2 separate regions of the Homo sapiens genome follow, and region 1 is linked to region 2. Evidence: chromatin loops called from intact Hi-C (ENCODE). Cell type or tissue: heart right ventricle. All regions are shown on one strand.

Region 1 (8,000 bases), 500 kb before region 2:
TAGAAGAGGTTTTCTACTTTCATTTGCTAAAACCATGAACTTGGATTTGATCCTGGAAGGAGAAAATGTTTTTTGCAATGATATCTATCAGGAGCTTGCTGGTTGGACTGATTGCTATTGATTGACTGCTTACCAAATGTTTTTAAGATGACCTCTAGATATGCTCTCTGGTTTAGTCATCTCATTATAAAATTTGCAGAGTATTAGCTATGAGTGATTATAATCAAATAGACAATAAATTTCTTACAGTCAGGAAACATATGCCTTTTAGGATTTTCATTTCTAGTCCCTCCCTTCCTCCCTCCCTCCCTTCCTCCCTTCCTTCCTTCCTTCCTTTCTTCCTTTCTTCTTTCTTTCTGCAGTGTCAAATAGTGCTAAGCACAATGTAGTAGATGACTGATTGATAGTGATAGTCCCAATCTTTACATAACTGAGGGCCCCCAGGTCAGGCTAAACTATTGCAAATTCAGACAAGACTAAGGAGGTTCTACAGTCAGCTGTATTTGCATGAAGCTGAGAGTCCACTGGGGAAGAAAAATCCTCCCACAGAAGGAAAGTCAAGGCCAGTAGCTGGGTCCAAAGATAATGGGATAGACCATACTGTGACCATCTGCCAAGGACAAGCAACAGCAGGAATCACTGCAGCAGCTGCAGAAGGCATGGGGCCCAGGGCCACCTGGAGGCAGCTGGAGGAAATGAGTGTGGGAGCCTGTGCTGCCCGAAGAGCAGGCTCCTGAGGGAGACATCTCCTGGAACATTCGAGCTGGGACAGAGTCCCGCGGTCCTGCAGCCAGGGTGAAGTAAAGGAAAATAGTGTGGCCTAGAGCACCAGGGTTCTCGTGTGTTTTAAACTATTTTGAAAAACAGTTAGAAGAGAAAACTGGTGTACATCCTTCAAAGGGCACACTCCCGTATCTTTCCTCATGAGGAAAAGCTGGTAAAAGTAATACCTCCTCTGTGCTTTCAGAGTGTCTACTGTTGACAAACACCATGTTTAGGTTAGAAAGAGTCTACTGATTTTTCATTCCAGAGTTACACTCATATGTTAAAAATAAAGGCTTTTATTCACTAAATTTGCACCAAAAATTATACAAATCTTTCTTCTAAGAAAACAGAGCATAAGGTTTTCCTAACTGAAATAATTATGTTTTTCAAAAACCAACTATAGAAATTATTCCTCACCACATGTTCTCACTCATATGTGGAAGCTAAAAAAAGTTGATCTCATAGAAGTAGAAAGTAGAACAGAGGATACTAGAGGCTGGGAAGGATGGGGGATGGGGGAGGGAATAGGGAGAGGCTTATTAAAGGATGCAGTATTATAGCTAGAGAGGAGGAATAAGTTCCAGTGTTCTATACCACTACAGAATAACTCTGGTTAACAATAATAGATTATATATTTTTAAATAGTTAGAAAGAAGATATTGAATGTTCCCAATATAAAGAAATGATGTTTGAGATGATGATTACGCAAATTAACCTGATATGATCACAATAGATTTTACATTTTGAAACACCACTATGTTTCCCATAAAAATGTACAATAATTATATGTCGATTTTTCAAAATGGCATTAAATCTATGTTGTAAATGCTTCTCAGATTTGATCAATGTGTATGTGCTCTTTGAAATGTCTTTAATTAAAAAAAAAAAAAAAGGGCCGGGCGCAGTGGCTCACACCTGTAATCCCAGCACTTTGGGAGGCCGAGGTGGGCAGATCACGAGGTCAGGAGATCAAGACCATCCTGGCCAACATGGTGAAAACCCCCTCTCTACTAAAAATACAAAAAAAAAAAAAATTTAGCCAGGCGTGTTGGCATATGCCTGTAGTCCCAGCTACTCAGGAGGCTGAGACAGGAGAATTACTCGAACCTGGGAGGCAGAGGTTGCAGTGAGCCAAGATCGCGCCACGGCACTCCAGGGCAACAGCGCGAGACTCTGTCTCAAAAAAAAAAAAAAAGAAAGAAAAAGAAAAAGAAAAGATTGTCTTCTCTAGCCCAGAATTAACAAGAAAAACTTAAAAAGTTTTTCTGAGAATTTTTATTATTATTAATACATAAAATGAACTCTTCACAGTGTTTGTGGCTTCATTGGTCATAAGCAAGCATTTATAGTACTTTAATAATGCTAGATTTTAATATGCTTTTTAGAAGCACCTTGTAATCATATGGTCTGCCCTCATTACTATATTTCTTGATTGGTGAATATTGCGTCTGTACGTCAGTGAGCAATCCTCAGTTTTCAGCTCAGGCGAGCTCCGACCCTGTTGTAGGTATTAAAAGCCTTTGAGTTATCATTGGCCTTAAAGTGCATATAGTTGAGTTTTATAATTTTTTTCTAGTTGTTGTTTTTTTCCTATATGGAGGAAAGAGGAACAAAGGTAAATTGTAGGTGGCCTGAAGTGGATGTCTTCTGAGGATCACAACTTGTATTAAACGGGCATAGCCTGACCTTTGTTACACACAACATGGTCCATTTCCATATTTACAAAATGTGTTTTTAGGAAACATAGTATAATAAAATATGAAATGAGGCAAAAGGGTAGGAATTTGGCTTTCATTTTGCTTTTGGTAGGGAGCTTTTGTCTCAATCTTGGAACAAACTGAAAAACAGGAGTAGTACTTTAACTACATATTTAACTACATATTTAAAAGCATATTTTAATGCTGGAAGTAATGATTAAGCAAGAGCAGGACCCAGATTGATTCGCCTCTTTGGAATTACGTGAATGAAATTTGCTTGGAGGATAAAAGGGGATGGAAAAGATTAGTGGATGACACTAGAAAGGTTTTTTTTTTTAATATAACTTCGGTTAATTGAGTATTAGGAAAAACAAAGGGCAAACATTTGATAATTTATGTATGCATGTCTGTGTGTGTGTGTAAATGGTAAGTCTATTTTCACAGCTCTTACTATTTCTTACCCCCTATACACGTGCCCATAGACTTGCCTGTAAATGATCTGTGTAGGTTTCACCAAAGATGGCAGAAATGTCTTCTTCAGTGTGCTTTCTACACTGTTTCTTACCTTCCTGCCTTTCTGTCATTTACTAAACATTTATTTCCAAACTGGGTTCTTTAAAAAATTACTTCCCTCCTCTACTTTATAGGAAACAGACAATTCACTTGTCATATAAGCACCTCTTACACCAAGTTTACAAGAACATGGATTAGAGTTTTGAGCACTTTTGAAAAGTTTACCATTTTTGATACAGAGCATAACAAAAGAAGGGCAAAAGCTGGGCATGGTGGCTCACGCCTGTAATCCCAGCACTTTGGGAGGCCAAGGTGGCCAGATCATCTGAGGCCAGGAGTTCAAGACCAGCCTGGCCAACATGGTGAAACCCCGTCTCTACTAAAAACACAAACATTAGTTGGGTGTGGTGGCACATGCCTGTAATCCCAGCTACTTGGGAGGCTGAGGCAGGAGAATCGGTTGAACCTAAGAGGTGGAAGGTTGCAGTGAGCCGAGATCACGTCACTGCACTCCAGCCTGGGAGATAGAGTGAGACTCTGTCTCAAAAAAAAAGAAGAGCAAAAATAATGGTGGATACTACTTTACATTATCATCGAGGCTCTGAGTGATGGGGAAAGGAGGACCTATATGGCGAAAGAATATACAGTTCACTCTGTTTTCAAATATCTTAAATATCTTAAGTGAATATGGTATAAAAACCACAAAGCATAGTTTTATCCTCAAAGGACATAAAGGAAATAAAATCTTCAGAAAAGAAGGGCTGTGTTTGTGCTGGGGAGAGAGTTGGGAAGAACACGTTGTGAAAAAAAAAAAAAAAAGGAATACTTCAGCCAAGTACTTCGTTCTTTTAGCCTGAGGCCAAAACTATAAAAATTAGAAGAAACCCTCGCTTTAGGACTAGAATGAAGTGTTTATATTATAGATCCTGGTAGCTAATTCTGCAGGAACATTACTCTAAGCTCCATAAGGTGATGAAGATGCTGCCACTCTGGTCTTCAGTCTTCCACTTTTCTTTCCAGTAAAAACTTAGGACTGTTATTAGCATCATTACTTGATCATTATTGTTACAAATAGTTACTAATAAATAACCAAAACTAAAAAACATATTTAGAAGCAATACACTAGACATTGTTTTGTTACATATATTCAGAAGATTTTAAACTCAGCACTAGATGATGCTAACAAAAGTGACTTGTAGAATTTGAACAATTGTGCTGAGCTTATGCCAAATTTATCCAAATTTAATGAACCAAGTAATGATATTGAGGACTCACATGTAATAGGGGAATTTTTTATCCTTTAAAACCTAAAGGTGAAATGAAAATTTGCCCTCTTCCTAAACTATGAGTTTCTTGGGGCATCACTTATTTATCCCAAAAATTTGGTATTACCACTCAAATTTTGAACAACTGAACTAATCTAAATCATGACTCATCTGTCACTAGATGGGGTTAAAGCATTTTCATCCTCTGTTACCATGGGGAGAGAAAGGTTCTGGATGACTATCCTTTCTCCCACTCAGCATGTGTGGGATTATTAAACCCCAAATAGAACACTGCTAAATGTTTTTTCATATTTTGTTTTTCTATAAACAAACTTTATCTGTGGCCTTGTAGCAGTTAGTCAGTTCCAGGAAACGCACAGCTAACAATGTCATTCCCCCTGTATTGCGCATAATATAAAAAGAGTTTAAGTAAATATTTGAATTAGGACAATTTGAAAAATTTAACTTTGGAGTTCCCTAGCATTTATTGACCACTTCTTTTCAGGATAGCTATTTCAGCTGATTAAACATGTCATACCTGTGCCATTTAAATGAAGCTAGTTCAATGTAACATACTATATAGTAGCAGAGTACGATTTTAGAAACTCAGCATTTGCAAAAGGGAACTCAAATTAGAAGGTTAAGCTCCTGTTGGGTATCAAAGAGAAGCTGGTCTATAAATAGCAGTATAGCAACACCTAGTGCTAAACACAGATATAGCAGAAAGATAATCAGTCACAACAGCCTTATTCAATATTAGGTTAATATTGCAATTGGATGACTTTTTTCTTGGTATTTTAACTGGAATTCTTTTGTGAAATGGCAGACTTGGACTGGCTGGTCTCAAAGGTCCTTGCTGGCTCTGCCTGTGATACTCCAGTTGGGTTATTACTCTGTGCCTTTCATTGTCATTGCCCTACATTCTTTTTAGTCTGTAAGATAAAGGGGTCTTGCAGAGGCCTAGCTTTTATCTTTTATGTCAATCTGCGCTGTGTGGATTGTGTGGAAGAAATGGAAGGGCTTACGTACTAGGAAAATGTGATGTGGAAGTCCCACAAACATCCGTTTCTCGTATCGTGCCACTTTAAGAAAAATAAAAACAAAAACAAAGGCAGGATATCTGGGTTGTTGAAAAGAGAAAATAAATTGTGAGCCTTTCGATACAAAACTGATACCCTCAATCTGCCTTCAGTAGGTGATGTTTAGAGTGTGTGACCTGGCTCCTTATGTCATACGGATGCACTTAGTCGTTCAATTTTCCTGTTTTAGAAAAGACCACATTATCGTCATATGAAACTACAATAGAAACATGAGTTTGCATAGCCAAATTTTTCCAAGTTAAAATGTTAATATCAGTATCTTACTTTTCTACACAATTAGGGGAAAGTATTACCTATGCAAAGAGGTCTGCTGAAAGAGAGAAAAGATTTTAATATGTAGAGATATTAATACATAAAACCACAGGCCAAGCAAAAGATCTATTAAATTAGATAGGTCATCATGAACAGCAACTACTTTAAAAGTCAGCAGTGGATTTAAAAGGTGTTTGTCAGAGCTTTTTCCCAGAGGCAGAAGTTCTTGCCGGACTTCAGGCAGTTAGTCTGCGATGTTGCATCTTCCTCTATTTAACGCAGAGTCATGTGTCAATGTGTCGTGTGCTGACATAGCAAGCCCAAAATAATCTCAGCCATGGGTCACTTCAGTGCAGCTCTCCCATGTATCTACATACAACGCATGTAAATTCACAATGCAGTTTCCAGGTGAGCTAACCTGGAAGATCTTCTTTGTATTTCAGTGTGGATTTTCATAAAGAAGAGGGCTGGAGCAGTTTAAGACCAAAATATTAAATATCGCTTGTTTCTGAGGGAAGGCCTGAGAAGCTAGCTTTCACAGCAAACTGGTCTGTATAAACTAGCAATTGTAGCCTTCGTGCAGTGGCTCATGCCTGTAGCCCCAGCACTTTAGGATGCTGACATAGTAGGATCACTGGAAGCCAGGAGTTCAAGACCAGCCTGGGCACATAGCAAGATCCCATCTATACAAAAAATAAAACTCAAAAAAATTAAAACTAAGTAAACTAACAACTGTGATGATAAGCAGTGGTTTCATTCATTCACTCTCATCCATTCATTCATTCATTAGTTCATTGACTCAACAATACTTTCTGTGCATCTACTATAGACCACAGGCATTGTTTTTGGCTCTGGGATACAGTGGTGAATAAAACAAAGTCCTTGCCTTCATGAAGCTGTTATTCTAATTGGGAAGACACACAGTAAAGACATAAGCCAAGAGCTATGAAGAATAAAGTCAGGTGGTAACGAGGCCATGAAGATCCATAAAGCCAGATAAAGGGATGGAGAGGGGGAGATTGGTAAGGGAAAATCTTTGAGCAGAGATGTGGATGAAGTTGAGACAGTGAACCAAATTGTTTGTACCAACCTTAGCTCACTTTGCTTTTCTACATGTGTTGAAATATACAGAAAATTGAGGCTCATGATATTTTTAACATTGCTTAGAAAACACAGAGCCAGGCACAGTGGCTCACGCCTGTAATCTCAGCACTTTGGGAGGCTGAGGCAGGCGGATCATGAGGTCAGGAGTTTGAGACCAGCCTGACCAACATGGTGAAACCCCATCTCTACTAAAAATACAAAAATTAGTCAGGTGTGGTGTTGCGCACCTGTAATCCCAACTACTCGGGAGGATGAGGCGGCAGGATCACCTGAACCTGGGAGGTGGAGGTTGCAGTGAGCCGAGATCACGCCACTGCACTCCAGCCTGGGTGACAAAGCAAGACTCCATCTCAAAAAAAAAAAAAAAAAAAGAAAAAGGAAAAGAAAGAAAAGAAAAGACAGAGAAAGAACTTTGTTTCATGATCAATCAGAAACTGGTTTACAGAGATATCCTCTGTCTAGTGTTGGCCAGTAGATGGGGATTTGCCTTTTAGGTCTCTGCTACACCAGATCCTTGTTGAATTCTCATTTCTCCATTCCATGTGTACCATAAACTCCATACCTACAAGTGTTACCAGTTTTTCCCCCAGTTTTTCATCCCTTTCCAAGAAGATGGGAAACAAGAGTGATACGACTTTATGTTCCATTGTCCCTTGGCCATCTTGGCATCTGCTGTGTTTGTTGGCCAGTTTTAATTATTTTATGACACAGACAACAGGAGCTGGGCTATGGTCACCAATTTGTTACTCACAGCCTGCTAATTACTTAGCTGGTAGATGCTGGCTCCCAGTTATTGCCTTTTTGTGTTCTGCTGGGGCCAAAGTGAGGCCTCCTTAGAGGAATACTGTCTGAAATCTCTTGAGCAAGAATTCAGCTGGCCAAATCACAGTGTGTGCAGTGCTTATTATGTGCCCACAGCTTGTACCAGATAGAGGGGAACACAAGTTGGCATGTCGACTCTAACAGATAAAGTCTCTTTGGGACAGGCAATCTGGTCACATAGGTATTTTTGCTCCTTTGGGATTTATTTTAAGTCACGGAATGGTAGAGACAGAAGGAGTCTTGGAAATTATCCAGTCCAACCTCCACATTTTGCTGAGAAGGACCGAGATTACGGGAGGCTTAAATTTACTCCAGGTCATACAGCCCTAGTTTCTTTCTATTGCAGCAGGTTGTTCCTTGTCCTATTCGGGAACCTTGCATATGACAACCATTCCAGTCCATCTCCACATCAATGGCAACAGCCCACTCATACAGCACTGGAAAACAGAAAACTATGCACAGAAACACTCTAGATAGATATT
Region 2 (8,000 bases):
TGGAATGTGTTTTAGTGGTATTTGGAGACCTGCTGAAAGGAAGGAGATGCTTAAATTTGTTTACGTAAAAAATGTGCTTGCTTTGTTTTTTGTGAAATAAATTGAGAACTTCAGACACATTGCTCAAGGCCCTGGGCCTGTCCAGTTAGAATGCTAAGATCCACTCAATGTTAGCTTATGGTTTTCTTTTGCATGAACATGGATAAGATAGTAAGATAATGTGGATATGGGTAGGAAATATTCTAACAAACTACTGATAAGAGTATTACATGCCTGTGAGTGTGGCATAGGGCGGTTAGACTTTTTCCTTACTTGTTGAACCTAATACGAGACCCCACTAGAGTGTTTTATTTTTACTTTAACGAATTTGAAGTATCACATAAGGCTAGGAAGGCATTCAAAATACATTTCTAGCCTGACAAGAAACTTAGAGTGACTGTAATATACATAGATTAATTCAACCAATGTTCCAAGTGCTTATCATTCACTTCCACCCTGCAAGCATTGATTGAGCTCCCAGTTTGTCCAAAGCACTGTTATGAGCAAAGCAGACGTGGACAAAATGATTCAAAGGTTTGTGACCAGTAGCAGCAATCAGTGAAGAAACACCATCACTAGAATGTACTTGTGAAGGTATTGGAGGCCACTGCATGGCAAGAAAGATACAGCTGGAGAGGGCCTTGTATGGCACACTCAGCTGCAGAGACGGGTCTGTAGGTGCTCAGGAGTTACTGGGAAAGGCTGTGTATTTTCAGAGCCAGTGACCCCTCTGTGGATGCAGTAGACTCTTGGTTGATCAGGCTGGGCAGTTTGGGCCAATCTAAGTAAGGAGGAGGATCTTAGAAATTGTGATCGTTAACTGGAGCATCGTCTTGTGCCTGAAAGGACCTTTTTTTATTTTATTAACCAAAAAAACCACAGGTACAGTAAATTACCTGTCTCAATTACAGAATTTTCTGTAGTGCCTTTATGTTAGAGATGAGATTTCATTGTAGAATGCTTTATTTGCAACATGGACACTTCCCTGTAAGTTTCTATTGTTTTTGTTCATTCAAACTAGGAAATTAAGCAGTTATTCAAGATGTTCAAGATGCTCCTTCATTTATTTAGGGTTATCTGTTGTTTTTTTTTTTTTAAGTATATGCATTGTTTCATTGTTTACTTTTAGGGAAAAAGAAATAGTGGTTTCAGACAGTGCTTCTTCGGGAGCCAGAAGCACTGCAAGTTGACAAAGCTTTGTCCGGCAATGGGGTACACATTCAGGCTGGCCGCTCGAAACGACATTGGTACCAGGTATGACGTTTCCTTGTCCTCTTGCCCTTCAGCCTTTGGATGGTGATCCTGAGCCTTCTTTTACATAGCTGGAAGGCATGAGGAAGCCTGCTGCCTCCACACTAAATCAACTGGAGGTTTTCCAAGAGGGAATCCTAATCAGAGGAGAGAAGGCCTCCTTTAAGCTGGTGAATGTCACTATGGCCTCTGCAGTCTTGCAAGCTGTATTGCGAAGGCCCCACTAGGGGTCTCTAAGAACCAAGGTGAAGGTAGCAGTACAGATCTTGAAAGGAATTCCTCTTGGAGCTTTAATTTTTTAGATCACATGCCTTTTTCTTTTATCACTTTAGCAAGCTCTTCATTCACTTGCCTTTTTTCAATTATGTGAGTGTTTCCTGGTACAAAGAAAGAGATGCTGGGCCAGCCATTGTTGTCAAGCCCAGGGCAGATACGGAATTGGAGAAAACCTGGACTGTCTTAGAGGCCTCTGCAGGCCTCTAGGCTGTATGAGAAAGGCGAGAACGGGTGTACTGTAAGGTATCAATTGATTAAAGAGGCTTTGAAAAGGCCATGTTTCAGTTGCACTTGGGGGGTAACTCTTCATTAAGGGAAAAATCTTTTTCTTTCATCACTGCTTGTTGAAATCTTCTTAAAGGTTTTGCACATCGGTGGTCCCCAACCCTCTTTCCAACCTAAAGAACCTCTTTTTAACATCACAAAGTTTTACAGACCTGCCTCCACCACCATGGTAGCCATTACAGCTTCAGAGTTCACTGGTTGAAAAAATACCGACACAAAGCCCTTTATGGCTCAAGAATTTTTAAATGAATTGGAAGCATCCACAAACTTTTGAAAAACAGCACTGTATATATTGTAAAACATTATTTCATCAACAAATATTTGTTGCTCACATTGATTTGAAGGCTCCTTGACCCGTAACTTGATAAACATTGCCTTGTGCTATACCTTCTTTCCAGTGCTTTTGAGGGGGGAAAATGAATTCTTAAGTACAATTGTCCTTTGGTTTCCACAGGGGATTGGTTTCAGGACTTCCCCCACCTCCCTGCCATGAATACCAAAATCTATGGATGCCCCAGTCACTGATATAAAATGGCATAGTCTTTGCATATAACCTACACACATCCTTCTCTCCTTAAATCTTCTCTAACTTGCTTATAATATCCAATATAATGCCCACACGTCACTTCATTCACGTGGACTCAAGATGCAGAACCCAAGGATACAGAAGGCCAACTGTATATTGTCCTGTGACTTGGTGTGTGTGTCTAGTAGAAGATCATGGGGTGGGGGGATGGGGAAGCTGAAGGTGGTTATAGGGAATATCACACACAGCATCCTTACCTGGCTTTGCTTACTCTACCTGCTAGGCTGAGTTGGGTAGTGTGCAGGCTGAGCCTTCCTCTTTTAAAATGCCAAGCCTCTTCACATGCTTCTAACTGTGTGCCTCACTTTCTTTCTCTACAGTGGTTATAGCCAAGAGGTGGTGTGCTACACATTAGGAAATATCCCTCAGATGCCTTCTGCACCAAGGCTGGTTCGAGCTGGCATCACATGGGTCACGTTGCAGTGGAGTAAGCCAGAAGGCTGTTCACCCGAGGAAGTGATCACCTACACCTTGGAAATTCAGGAGGATGAAAATGTGAGTTTTACAGATTTTATACTTCTCTGTGTTTTGTACGAGTCAGTATTATTATAGCTACAGGGCACCATGAAATTAGATTAACTGCATCAGTTCAAAGCCAAACTCTTAATTTCTGCCTCTGTCACCACCACTACCAACACCGGCCTGTTCTTTCCCATCTCTGTAAATGACATTTCCATCCTTTCAGCTGGGGAAGCAAAAACTCTTGGAGTCATCCTTGATCCTATATATAATCAGAAAATCCTTTTGAATCTTCCTTAGAAATTATTTAGAAATTAACCATTTTTATCTCCACAGCTACTATCCTTTTATGAGCCACTCATCTCACCTGTGGATTATTGCAATAACATAATATTGTTATTGGATTATAGCCTCTTAATATTCCTAACTTCATCCTTACTAGGCTTCAGTCTGTTCTCCATACAGAGCCTGGGTGGAGAACATCATCTTGTAAAATACAAATAGATCATGTCAGCACCCTGCTCAGAATCCTTCCTGTCTCAGTGCCTTCCCCTCTTTTTCAGAGTAAAATCCCTAGAGCTCTTACAATGCCCACAAGGTCCTGTGTGATTGGGCTCTCCATTACTGTCCTCGTTGCTTCCACTCACTGTAGTCTTATTAGCCTCTAGTCTGTTCTTTTTGTTTTGTTTTGTTTTTGAGATGGAGTCTTGCTCTGTCACCCAGGCTGGAGTGCAGTGGCGCGATGTTGGCTCACCTCAAGCTCCGCCTCCCAAGTTCATGCCATTCTTCTGCCTCAGTTTCCCAAGTAGCTGGGACTACAGGCGCCCGCCACCACACCCGGCTAATTTTTTTTTGTATTTTTAGTAGAGATGGGGTTTCACCATGTTAGCCAGGATGGTCTCCATCTCCTAACCTCATGATCTGCCCTCCTCAGCCTCCCAAAGTGCTGGGATTACAGGTGTGAGCCACCGCACCCAGCCAGCCTCTAGTCAGTTCTTTAAACACACCGTGTGTGCTGTGGCCTCAAAGCCTTTTCAGTTCTGCCTTCTGGCCAGAATGCCCTTCCAGATGTCTTTGACTCCCTTCCCTCATTTTCTTCAAGTCTGTTCTCATATGTCATTTCTTTGGGCAGTCCTTCCCTGATCACACTGTAGAACAGCACCACCCAATAGAACTTTCTGCAGTGATGGAAATATTTTATAATTTGTGCCATCCAGTATGGTGGCACCTATACACATACAACTCTCGAGCACCTGACATATGCATGTTGGCCTATAGTATGGAGGGTTTGTGCTTGTTTGTTTGTTTTGAGATGTAGTTTCGCCTTGTTGTCCAGGCTGGAGTGCGGTGGTGCAATCTTGGCCCTCTGCAACCTCTGCCTCCCAGGTTCAAGTGATTCTCCTGCCTCAGCCTCCCGAGTAGCTGGGATTATAGGCACGCAGCTCCACGCCTGGCTAATTTTGTATTTTTAGTAGAGACGGGGTTTCTCCATGTTGGTCAGGCTGGTCTCGAACTCCCAACCTCAGGTGATCTGCCCACCTCAGCCTCCCAAAGTGCTGGGATTACAGTTGTGAGCCACCAAGCTCAGCCAGTACTGAGTTTTTAATTGTAATAAACTTAAATTCAAAGAGCCACATATGGCTACCATATTTACCTCCAGCAGCTGTAGAAAGCCCTCACCAGTTCCACCACTGTATCCTCCTACCTAGCTTTAGTTTTTGTCATAGCACTTAACACCATGTGACATACATAGCAGCTTTTCTGTATTGTCTTCTCCCACTGGAATGTGAGCTTCTTGTGGGCAAGGCCTTTTCTGTTCTTGGGCAGTGCTGAATCCTTAGAGCCTAGAGGACAGCCCAACACAGAGAAGGTACTAAGTAGTATTTTGATGAGTGAATGATAGAATGATAGAGATAGAACTATTGAATGAGTTCCCTGAGTTCAACTTTTAGTGGAATGTTTGCCCTCCTAAAGGATTGTGCCCTTTCCCATCTAAGCTGTCCTTTCTCCCATGGCCAGAAGAGGGCACTGTGTGGTCAGGAAGCTCAGCCACACTTTACTGCATAGCACATTGCAGTTTGATAGTAAAGACCTCGGTGCAAAGGGCTTTTTTCATGACAACATTAAAAATGTTAAATGTATTTTCAAAAGTTGCTTAACTCCTTTGTCACAATAAATTTGACCAGACCCAGGAGAAATTACAGTGTGATGGAGATAAATTTTTATTTAAAGCTCAAGTGCTATCCACAATACTCTGGGCTTCTGATTTTTCTCTTTTGCGGTAGCTGCCAGACCTCTGGCCAGTTGCTGGTGATGGTAGGGAAAGGCAGTATAAAAATCCTGTATTCAAAGGTATTTAATGCCCAGAATTTTTTATACTGATGTTTCTTCCTGGCTTTGCCTTTTCAGGATAACCTTTTCCACCCAAAATACACTGGAGAGGATTTAACCTGTACTGTGAAAAATCTCAAAAGAAGCACACAGTATAAATTCAGGGTGAGTCAGTCATTTTGCTACCTGAACTGCTTAAAAATGAAACTGTTTTCTATTTCACCATTTACCATGTCAGATTGACTCTACAGGTTAAAAAATGAAGTTCACAGCACTTTACATTTTGAAAGTAACATTTATAAAGTGTACAACATGCTTTATTTATTTATTTGAGATGGAGTCTCTATGTCACTCAGGCTGGAGTGCAGTGGCACGATCTCGGCTCACTGCAACCTCTGCCTCCCGGGTTTAAGCAGTTCTCCTGCCTCAGCCTCCCGAGTAGCTGGGACTATAGGCGTGTGCCACTATGCCCGGCTAATTTTTTTTTTTTTTTTTTTTTTTTTTTTGTATTTTTAGTTGAGACGGGGGTTTCACCATGTTGGCCAGGCTGGTCTCAATCTCCTGACCTCGTGATCCACCTGCCTCGGCCTCCCAAAGTGCTGTGATTACAGGCATGAGCCACTGCGCCTGGCCCATGCTTTAATTTTAAAACCAACTTGTGAGCACAAAAATTGTCATCATGTGCTGTAATAAATTGCATTTACAGCATGGCCAAATGCCCTTGCCTGGGAAGAGACACACCAGGTGCTGGAGTGCACCTGTCACTTACCTGCACTCCATACCTTTTTCCTTTCGAGCAGTCTCTTTGCTCTTCACTTTCCTTTGCTCTTCTGCCCATTTATTTTTCCTCACTTGCTTGTAATTTTCTCTTCCATGACCCACCCCCTCCCTACCTGGGCTGTCTTTGGTCATTAACAGCCACCATTAATGTTACTATAGGACTATGTGTAGTAGCCAAAAAAGTGAATATGACTTTACGATCACTAAGAGATCAAAACGATATTCTGCAGCACTGTATTTTCTAGTATGACAAGTGTGCGTTTTGGAAGATAAGATTGTCTTCTGATTCCACACATTCTTCTCTAAGTCAGGGACCAAATGCTATTATTTGGCACATAGCAATCACTCAATAAATAGTTGCCAAATTATCAAGTGCAGTGTGTGACTATTTGAGGGAAATGATAATTTTTAACATATTTTTTAAAACCCTTATTATCGATGCTGGCTATGAGAACATAGCTATACTGCTAACGTTTCTCCACAAGGTGGCATTGCCCTACGCTTTAAAAAGTGGGGCTATTTTTATGTCCCCCCCCCCACCCCCATATTTTCCTTTCACAAAACAATACAAACCAGGTGATGACATACTTGTTTTATCATGTCTTTTTGAAAGGGTAAAAATATCTTTAAAACCCATCTTATCATTTTATTTTTATTTATTTATTTTTTGAGTTGGAGTTTCGCTCTTGTTGCCCAGGCTGGAGTGCAATGGCATGATCTTGGCTCACCGCAACCTCTGCCTCCCAGGTTCAAGGGATTCTCCTGCCTCAGCCTCCCGAGTAGCTGGGATTACAGGCATGTGCCATCACGCCCAGCTAATTTTGTACTTTTAGTAGAGATGGGGTTTCTCCATGTTGGTCAGGCTGGTCTCGAACTCTTGACCTCAGGTGATCCACCCACTTTGGCCTCCCAAAGTGTTAGGATTACAGGCGTGAGCCACTGTGCTGGCTGGTTTTATTTTTAATTGTTAATAACCAACTATACAGTAAATGATTTATAAAATAAATACTGTTAATACTTGAGTTGAAAGAGAAAAAAATGTGTGTGTGTCTGAGTTTATGGGTGCCTTAATCTCACCATGTTAAAAAGTGACCATTAATTTAATGATCCCTGATAACTAAATCATGTTAACGTTTCCTTGGTTGTGTTCTAGCTGACTGCTTCTAATACGGAAGGAAAAAGCTGTCCAAGCGAAGTTCTTGTTTGTACGACGAGTCCTGACAGGCCTGGACCTCCTACCAGACCGCTTGTCAAAGGCCCAGTTACATCTCATGGCTTTAGTGTCAAATGGGGTATGTTTTGCTGCTGCTGCTACTGTTTTTTTTTTTTTTTTCTTTTGATAGATTTTTAAAAAATGATTCATTTTAGTAGTGACAAGCCAAAAAAATTGTGGATGGTATTTGCAGAAGTTTTCTGCATTCGGAATATATGTGTGAGAAACATCCTGAGAATTCTACAAATTGGAATGGACAATTTCATTAAAATGTAATCGTAATGGACAATTAAATTTTAGTGGAAATTAAAATGGATGATTTTTAAGAGTATCTCATTTACTCTATGATTTTCCTGTTTACATATTTTTTTCTCCTATATTTTTAAGGCATGGATTTGAATGTAGTAATCTCTGCATGCATCGTTCATTCTTCAATAGTTCATCCTTAAAAAATTAGCAATACTTAATAGAAAAATTTTGATTTATAAAGTTAATATTGAAAATAAATTTCAAAATTTAGGTTTGTTAAGTAAACTTTAGCATACAGAACATTTAAGTTGCAATGAATTAGGGATAGTTTTGTTTCCATTGGTGTTTGTTGTATAAAGTCTTGAACTTTGGGAAATTTTAACATTAAAGTTCATAAGGAGTTTGAGGTTGTCTGGCAAAAGGATATTGTGCCTCACCTCTGTTGTGTGAATTATTTCAATAAAATGAATACAATTAGAAGGTTGACAATTAATATGTAAAAGTGTTATGCGTATCATTTTTACTAATGTC

Evidence for each region. Peaks named below come from ENCODE experiments on the same cell type or tissue, not always from the same donor. Only the 100,000 strongest peaks of a DNase experiment are listed, where the experiment ranks them.
Region 1: it touches region 2 in a loop (4-fold over the local background); 27 of 110 quality-filtered maps call a loop at or near these places.

Annotation. Positions count from the first base shown.
Region 1 is chr3:171,829,445-171,837,444 of GRCh38, forward strand. No RefSeq gene overlaps it. Among named protein-coding and RNA genes, the nearest start is that of TMEM212, 9.9 kb to the right of the region's middle. In heart right ventricle, CTCF peaks have their summits at 686 (motif pointing left) and 4,945; DNase peaks (open chromatin) are centred at 677 and 7,561; H3K27ac peaks cover 7,473 bases.
Region 2 is chr3:172,327,784-172,335,783 of GRCh38, forward strand. It overlaps FNDC3B (fibronectin type III domain containing 3B), which reads left to right. Exons shown (of 26, transcript NM_022763.4): 12 at 1,169-1,293; 13 at 2,758-2,932; 14 at 5,306-5,392; 15 at 7,161-7,299. Among named protein-coding and RNA genes, the nearest start is that of GHSR, 120 kb to the right of the region's middle. In heart right ventricle, CTCF peaks have their summits at 4,919 (motif pointing right) and 6,477 (motif pointing right); a DNase peak (open chromatin) is centred at 4,928; H3K27ac peaks cover 2,329 bases.